Regions from separate parts of the Homo sapiens genome. Here region 2 is linked to region 1. Evidence: chromatin contacts called from ENCODE Hi-C or POLR2A ChIA-PET data. All regions are on one chromosome and are shown on one strand. Each heading gives the region's core, a stretch centred on a gene start or an enhancer-like site at or near the end of the contact. The rest is flanking DNA. Distances are from core to core; before and after follow the strand shown. Region 1 has its middle 9.1 kb from the start of NUAK1. Region 2 has its middle 52 kb from the start of CKAP4.

What was found. Hi-C counts contacts between places; a loop is a spot of excess contacts on that map. ChIA-PET counts read pairs that join two places held with the same protein, here RNA polymerase II (POLR2A). Pooled maps may share reads with other maps.
Region 2: a map of psoas muscle shows a loop between it and region 1 (2.4-fold over the local background). The contact joins two enhancer-like sites. A Hi-C loop is called at or near these places in 15 of 168 maps with a recorded cell type or tissue (Calu3, MCF 10A, PC-9 and 9 more) and 9 of 50 pooled maps. POLR2A ChIA-PET finds 5 or more read pairs at or near these places in 5 of 52 experiments (AG04450, H1, HEK293 and 1 more).

What each region holds. Positions count from the first base shown.
Region 1 is chr12:106,145,843-106,150,242 of GRCh38, forward strand. No RefSeq gene overlaps it. Among named protein-coding and RNA genes, the nearest start is that of NUAK1, 9.1 kb to the left of the region's middle. RefSeq lists an enhancer at 2,357-2,856. Within about 2 kb of position 2,374, at least 8 of the 41 ENCODE cell types and tissues checked have a DNase peak (open chromatin) inside an H3K27ac peak, as active enhancers do; they include gastrocnemius medialis, heart right ventricle and psoas muscle, where a contact is called at or near this core.
Region 2 is chr12:106,193,945-106,198,344 of GRCh38, forward strand. No RefSeq gene overlaps it. Among named protein-coding and RNA genes, the nearest start is that of CKAP4, 52 kb to the right of the region's middle. Within about 2 kb of position 1,832, at least 12 of the 41 ENCODE cell types and tissues checked have a DNase peak (open chromatin) inside an H3K27ac peak, as active enhancers do; they include gastrocnemius medialis, heart right ventricle and psoas muscle, where a contact is called at or near this core.

The DNA.
Region 1 (4,400 bases), core at 1,124-3,623:
AGGCACTGGCAGGACTCCAGAGCAGAAACAACACCGTGCCACCCTGGAAAGAGTGGCTGCCAGAAAGTCGCAAGAGTAAAAATGTCACGTGCAGGGACGTGCTGGGGTCGGGTGGGAGAAAAACTCTAATTGGCTACAATGGAAGAGGCTTAGGCTTTCACTGAGGTTAAATAGGGTTCTGGGCAGGGTGGGGTCCTTTCTCTTGCTGAATAATGCACACATTCCTTTCCCTTCATGGTTCTCAGGGTTTCATGTCTCTTGGCCTTTGCACATGCTATACCCAATTCCTGGGACCCCTCATTTCCTGGCCTCCAGATGACAAACTTCTACCATCTCAGAGACCTAGCTGAGGACGTCACCTCTCCCCTGATCCTGGGCTGGGCAGAACTGAAGGCTCAGTTCTCCTCTGTCCCCAGAGCACTCGGTTCCTGGGTCTATTATAGCACTTACCACATGGTATTACAATTACTCAATTGTGTGCCCAGCTCCCTGCAGTTGCCTGGAAGCTCCGGAATGGCAAGGTCTAGAACAGCACTATCCAATAGAAATATAACGCGAGCCACATAAATAATTTTAACTTTCCTGGCAGCCATGTTAAAAACAAGTCAAAAACAAGAGAAATTAACTTTAATAATATAATATTCGAAATAGTAATAAACATATTACTGTATTACTATAAAATAAATAGTAACAATAAAATATTTGGAATAGTTTAATTTCAATATGTAATTAATATAAACAACTCACTGATAAGATATTTTACATTTTTCTGTGCTCAATCTTCAAAATTCATTATGCATTTCACACTTAGAGTATTCTCAATTCAGAGATAAATTTTCAATGATTAAACTGAAATGCAACTCTAGCAAAACAATAAAGTTGTATTTAATAAAATTTTCATTTGAAAATTTAAATTTAAAAAATCTGAAGCAGTGTAAAATATATTTACAGTTGATTATATAAAATTATATAACATTACTTATATTTATTTTATACATATATATTTATTTTATATATATTTTATATATCCAACAGTATAGAGCTAGATCTTATTCTTCTAAGAGAAGCATAGGTCTGGCTTGTAGTGGGTGCCTTAGGAATGTTGAACAGATGTATGGATGGATGGGTGGGTAGATGGATGGATGAATGGATGGACGGATGGATGGACGGATTGATCGATGAATTTATTTGATGCCTTTACTTTCTCCCTAGTTTGCCATTCAATTTCCTATTCTGGAAATGCATAGCCCAGAAAAGAGAGTGAGAATGAACTTAAGAAAAAAAGTGAATTCACAGAAATCTTCCTTGGACTCCAATTTGCCTGTTTGCCCCATTGGGCAAAGTTCATACAAAACAAAGTTCTACTTTCCAATCCACACAGTTCAGCAACCCAGTACCTTCAACTCTGCTCAGATGTCACCCTCACCATGGGGCCTTTCCTGACCATCCTGTCTACAATTGCAGCCCACCTTCTCCACCTCCCATTCTGCTATTGGCGCTGCTTTCCTTCCCTGGATGCTTTATTCTTCACCATTGCATTTACCACCATATAATATATTATAAAATTTCTTTATTTGTTGTGTTTGTCCCCACATAGCAGGAGTTTTTATTGGTATTATTCACACATGAATCCCTAGTACCTGCTATATAGTAGGTGCTCAATCATTATGTAATGAATGAATGGGTGGATGAATGGTTTGAGTTGAGTTCTAGCAGCTCTTCCACCATTCAGCTCTGTGACCCCAGGAAGTGACTGAACCTCAATCCCTCCATACGTAAAATAGGTATAGTAATAATACTTAGTACATAGGATTGACAGGATACAATCCTACAGAGTTAATGATTACCTTGTAGAACTATGAAAATGTCTATGAAGTGTTTAACATAGTACTACATAGGCACGTGGTAAACACAGACAAAACATTAGCTGCTATTATTATTGTTTAAATAATATTATTATTAGATTTATTCTATCAGGTCTATAGCAAGCATGTAAAACAATTACCATTTCCCAAGTAATTATGTCCCAAACAAACAAACAAAAAAACTGGGTCAGGAAAAAATAGCCCTGGGACCTAGATTTCCTATATAACTGCCTACATTTATCTGTGCTGTGTTTATTTGTATTCTTTTAACTCTGGAAAACAGGTCTCTCAGACCCACCCTGCCAAGACCCAGGGTGGCTCAGTGTCAGGCCCTGCGTCCATTCTGTTTACTGTCACCAGGGACTAAGGCTCTAAAAGCAGGCACGAGAGGGAAGGCATTCCAGGCGGGTCACCAGCCCACCCGTGACGACAGACGCTCCCGGCCCACCTGCTCTGGGACGCTCACACAAGCCTTAGATGGCCTGGGGCCTGGCAGCTCGCCCAGTGGAGCCAGCCTGCCCGGCAGCCGGCTAGCTGGCAAGGGATGCATTAGCTGCCTTCCTGGCAGACAAGCCACGTGCCCTAGATTCCTCTCAAGGGCCTGCTTCTCCTGCTTCTCCCAGCCTCATCCTTTGAAACCCTTAATTTAATAGGCATATTTCCAGTCTGCCAACCCCTTCGTGATGCTCTTCATTCGCCTGTTCACTCATTCATTCAACAGATGTTAGCTGAGCATCTATGATGCTGCAGTCATTCTGCAGATAAAGAGTAATACAAGATGGTCCTCTGCCCTCGAGGAGTTTCTAATACCTCCCATCAGCATGATGCTTTACAGTTTACAAAACACTTTCCCACAAGTGGTCTTTTTTAATTCTCAAAATGATACTTTACTTGGGATTAGATATTTTTATTTCCCACGTTTTTCATGGGATATGCTAAGAGATCGAGAGACTACCCTATGGTCTCGCAACTTACAAGCTCAGGTAATTTGGCTACATAATAGCTAATATCTGAGCAACCAAAAACTTCTCCAAGAAAGGGAGAAGAAATCACATCTCACCAATAGTTGTTATATAAAAGTCACAAAAAGTCAGCTCCTTGAAAGATAAAGTCTATTTGACTGTATATCTAATGGCTCCAAAAAGAAATTGCATGTTTTACATATATAAAAGTCACAAAAAGTCAGCTCCTTAAAAGATAAAGGCTATTCGATTGTACATCTAATGGCTCCAAAAAGAAAGTGCATGTTTTGCATGGTGAGGAGACAGACTGATTTCCTCCATGACAGAACAAGGGACAACTGGGAAACTTCCAGGAATTCGGATTGAGAACCTCGCCAGATCTAGGATCTATCTGTCCCTGGCCTCTCCCATATAAATGCCCCACTCAGGACTCTTGAAACATCTGAACTCAAAACCCTGACTGCCCAAATTAACTGGATATGGACAGATGCTGGAAACACGCACACAGGTATGAACAACACCTCTTTCCCCCAGAAGCACCATTTCCAGCGTCCCTACCTTCAAACCTGAAGTTCTCCAGGGGAAACATCAGGTAGCTTTATAAGGAAAAACATCTCCCCACAGCTCCACCAAGTGGCTGGGTCTGCCCACTGAAAACTTCTCCAAGAAATGGAGAAGAAATCTAGTTCACTTCAGTGCAAGCCAAGGTACAAAATAACGACTAGGACCAAGAAAGAGAAGTTGGCCAAATGGAAATGGGGTGGAGAAATTCTGGGGAGACCCAGGAGGCATGGATGTCCTCAGGGCAGGGAGAAGGAAGGCGGTTGAAGCTCTTTAGCAAAAAGTAATTTGGCAAAAATATATAGACTCAGAGCTAGAAGTAGCCAACACTTCCCTTCTAATAGATAAGAGAACTGAAACCCAGAGACGTTCATGCTCTCATCGTGTGACAGAAGGGCAATGGTGGACCCTGTGCAAAACATGGTACTGGTGTGATCTTACTTAATCCATGTGAGTCTACGGCGGATGTATTACTACTTCCCAATTTTACAGACAAAGATAGGGCGAGAGTCAGCACGCTATGGCCCCCTGCCTGTTTTTGTGCCATACACAAGCTAAGAATGGTTTTTACACTTTTGAGTTGCTTTTGAAAATCAAATAATAATAATATTTCATGATTCATGAAAATTATATGAAATTCAGATTTCAGGGCCATAAATATAGATTTATTTGAACACAGTAACATCCATTTTTTTACGTACATCTATGGCTGCTTTTGAGCTAGAAGGGCAGAACTGAGTAGTTTCAACAGAGATCATATGGCCATCAAAGCCTAAAATATTTACTATCTGGCTCTTTACAGAAAAAAATACCAGCTCCTAGAATAGAGACTCAAAGAAGTCAAAGAACCCAAGAAGAAGTAATACGATGGAAAGAGAACAGAAGGATGGGAAGGAGTTAGAAGGCCAGGTCTGTCACTAACTGATCTGTAAGACCAGGGATAATAATAAAATGTCTTACTGGGTTTGTTGGATGGATGGATTAAAAAGTTTAAAACATGCAAATACTTTGT
Region 2 (4,400 bases), core at 582-3,081, 48 kb after region 1:
TCCTCTGTTTGTCCTCTTCAGTTCACTCGAGCAATATGTTTCCTAGCACAGAGAGCTGGCTGATGGTCAGGGCAAAAGCGAAAGTTCTCCAGAATCATTATTTGAGCTTGTTTCTCTTCAGGCACCAGTCTTAAGAGAAATTTGGTTCCGGGTGATTGAACAGAGCCTTGGAAGCAAGCATAAGAAATTACAATACTGCAATTTTTTAGATTTATTGATTTGGATTTGGAATTGGGAATTTGGGGCTCTTTTCTTTCATTCTGATTTGTCTTGTTATGTTTCTACCAGCTTTTAAGCCCACAGAGAAGAAAAAGTAATGGCTATTGAATATCTATAAGGAATGAGACACTGAGAGTTTTGATACATATGTCATCTTTATTATACACATTTTCCTGGGTAAGTGGACATTTGTAAAAAATATTTCTCAAGTTACGTGTTTCTCTCCACCCTCTACCCCTTTTGATAAAATATTTTATATAACATATTTCAAACACTAAGTGTGTAAACTGATTATAAATGCTAAGAATTTTGGAGCGGTCACTGTCTAAACAACCCATTTACCTTGGTGCAAGCAGAACTGATGGGGGCAGGGCATCTGGATCTGTGCTCAGCTTCTCAACATTCTGAGTTTCCACTGGACTCAGTGACCTGCATCCCATCCCAGAACCACTTTTAGCAAAAGCTCTCTTAACAGAGTTAAGGGGACCCTATGTGCCCCATGCTGAATATTGGAACCAGGTAGGAACCTTCTCCAGTCTTCCCAGCTGGACTGCTATATCTCTGATCCAGAAGAGAGGATGCGCTAGGCTACCAGCTACTAGTTGAGGGAAGTGGATAAATTATATTCTCTTCACTGGCCTTCATTATATCTTTGCCTCTGTTCCTATGTCTCTGTTATCCTTTCTCCCCAGTCACCATTGATTCTCTAAAAGTCTCTGTTTACCTAATTGCTTCATTACCTAGCACATTAGCTCCTCCAATGCTAAAGATAGCACTACGTGATAGATACTATTATCTATTATTTCCATTACGCAGATGATGCAAGTGAGGCTCAGATCAATTTTGGGTGTACAACTGTCGAGCCAGCATTTCAAACAACATCTGCCAGACCACATCCAAAGCCACAGATGCTGAAATTCACTCATTCACAAATATTACAGAGCACCTACCATCACCAAGTCTCATGTGAAACTGGAGATAAATGCTGAACAAGACCCAGCCCTCGTGCAGCTTATTCAAAATTCACTCAATAAGTATTGTCTGAGTTACCACCATGTGCCTGGGCCATAGTCATTTATAATCTGCTAGGAAATGCAAACAAAATTCACATGCAACTAACAGTTCAGTCTGCTAAGTGCTACAATGGGACAGGTGAGAACAGAGAAAGTGAGTGACAGACACATTTTCCATAACTTGCCTTGTGCTGAGTTTGAAAGACTTGCAATAAGCCTCCCAACCCCACTCTCCTATTCTAATTTTCCCCTTGCTTAGCAGCTCATCAAAAGCAGGGACCTGCAGGGATTTCAGATATACTAGTCTTTGGCATATGCTTTGCACTACAGAGAAATGTACTGGAGCAGTGCCTTAGGCCAGAATCAATTTCCTCTCCCCTCCAAGAAGCCAGGCAATGTACTTGCTGCTCCTTAACGGGAGGGTGTGGGCAGAAAGTCTGAGATGGTTCTAGAGAAGTCCAGAGATGGCTCTGTAGTCAATTACTGATGGTGAGTGAAAAATGAGGTCAGCTCCCTGACAGCAATGCCTGAGAGAGGCAGCGAAATACCACAGAACCCCCATTCTCTGTGGGCCCAAGGACACACAGCTAAAAATAGACATACAATATCACTTGGATCTGCCGAGGATTTCACAACTGCTGGCCCAGCACAAAATGTGTGGCTTTGGCCAAGTCAAGATGCAATGCAAACCAGCCGAGAAGCGCAGCATGACCAAGATCAACAATCACCAGGACAACAGCCACCCCTCTGTCCAGAAGGCCTTGACCACGGAAGCACAGTTACCCACTGCCCCAAGTCCTTGTTTGACTTGCTGTGCAACTTACAGAAAGTTTGTCTTGCATGCCAGGGACTTTCTAAGACACTTCATTTCAGGGACATTGGGGCACGGGTACTTGTGGAAGTTTGCCCCAAGAACTAGAAAATTGGTAAGAAATGTTCATGATTTTAATATAAGGGGAAACACAACTGCAAGCGTGGGATGTGGGTGGAATGAGACAAGAAAACATTTGAAAGAAAATAATTACAAACACATGAGAAGGAAAAAGAGCATGGCCCAGACTAGAAATGTGTAAAAAAATAAAACAAAAATAAGAAAAGATTTGACATTCTATTTGTGGGTTTAAAACCAATTTTAAAGTTGACAGTTCTACTCTATTGGCAAACATTTATTTCTATAATTTATGGGATATTATTTCCTGAGTGGGTAGCAGGTGCCAGAAGCTGCCCTCAACCCTTCACAAGCATCTTCCAAACCTAATCCTGACACTAACCCTATGGGGCAGATACTAACACTATTCTCATTTTTCAGACAAGGAAAGCAATTTGGACCCTTCAAAGTTTGAGCAGCCCTTAGCAAGCATCTTAACCAGTGGTTCCTCACCTGACTTGTGCATCAGATTTATCTAGGAAACCCTAAATACTACAGATTTTGGGACCTACTCTAGACACTGAATCAGATGGATGGGAGTACGCCCAGGAATCGGTGTTTACAGAGTTTCCCATATGATTCTCATATACAGCTCTGTTTGGAATCCACTTACCAATCCAACTGACCTCTTCAGTTTTCCAGACCAAAACACTGAAGCACAGGCAATTCTATTAACGTGCCCAACGTAACCAGCCTATTGGCAGCAGAGCCTGGACTAGAACCTGGGGCTTGCTGTGTGGTGCTCTCGCCATCGGATCATGCATCTTCCACTGGAATCCTAAATGGGGTAAAGGTGTGGTTTCTCTCTCTCTCACACTAAATTGCTAGACATGGCATCGCATTCACCCAATTCTTGCCCAAACCCTTCAACTCAACTCAGTGCAATTAAACAAATATCTATTGAGCAGCTACTATGAGCTACACACGGTGCTTGGTGCTGAGAATCATGGTTTCTTACCCTCATAGAGCTTAAAGTCCAGCAGAAAAGAAGAACATTTTAAAGACTGTAACCAGCTTACTGAATGAACTGGGATCAGCGAAAGCAATTGTATTTTCTCATCACTGCTCCTTCAAATCTTCTCTCTCTTTCTATTCCCCACATATCTTACATATCTTAGATGGATCCTATAGCTATTGTGGTCACTCAGGCATTAAAGAATGCCTCAGTTTTGGATAATGTATAAAGTCTCATTCATTCTAATGGTAAGGCTGCAATCTCAACCAATTAAAACGTCTTCCCCACTTTTTAGCTTGGGACTGGCTCTTGCTCAGAAGCTGCAGGGGAGAAGGGGATTGCGTGGGTTTCTTTACCGGTTCTTATCCTCCTCCCTCATTTACTGTGTTTCTTTAGGCTCCTCTGGGCCCAGGGCAAGAGGCCCAAGGAGCAGAAAGGAGTGATTGGAGAGGTAAAGAAGGTGAGAAGTTATACAGAGCCAGGGCCATCTGTACTCACTGAATGTCCCCAGTCATGGAAGTTGTCAATGTGCTGGTTCTCTCTCCCATGAAGGCTTCCTCTCCACTCCCTTCTGCCATTGATGAAATTGGCCACCTGCGATTCCCTGACATAGGCCATGCCTCCTCCAGCTGACCTAGCCCCTCCCTTCCAGCATTCTATCCTACACTTGATCTCAGCCAGAAGGCCAGGAAGAGACCCAGCAGTCTGTCCTAGACACTGTTGGGGTCACCTTGCCCCTCAACGAAGATTCCCTCCTTGGCCAAACTTTAACCAAGCTCCTCTGAATCCTCTCTTCAATTAGACCTCAGCCTTGGCCCATTGAACTACAGATTCTCAGCACAAATGATTTTGGACACCCCTCTTTCCCCCCACCCACATTAAAAGGCTTAAACACCAACATAGTTTCTAACAGCTCAAGGCTGAGTCCTAGGATGATCTTAGCCCCCCATAAAGTGTCTGCCTGAGAAAGCGCAAGGCTGCCAGGAGAATTTTCAGTCTCTCTCCTTCAGATCCTTCAGGCATGAGTCGTGCACCAGTCACTAAGCACTTCAGTGCCAGGCATTTTTCCAAATGATTCTCAGAAGCCTTCCTCATCTGGCTTGGAGGAAGGGCAGAGAAATACACCCCTCTCTTCCCCCATGAGGTGGGAAAGGGAAGCACACACACACACACACAAACGCACACACAAACACACACGCACACAATGCTGCGACAACTTTCACAGCAGAACTACTCACCTGCTCTCCGCTCTCTCTCAATCTGTCCCCTGGCCTCTCCCATTAAT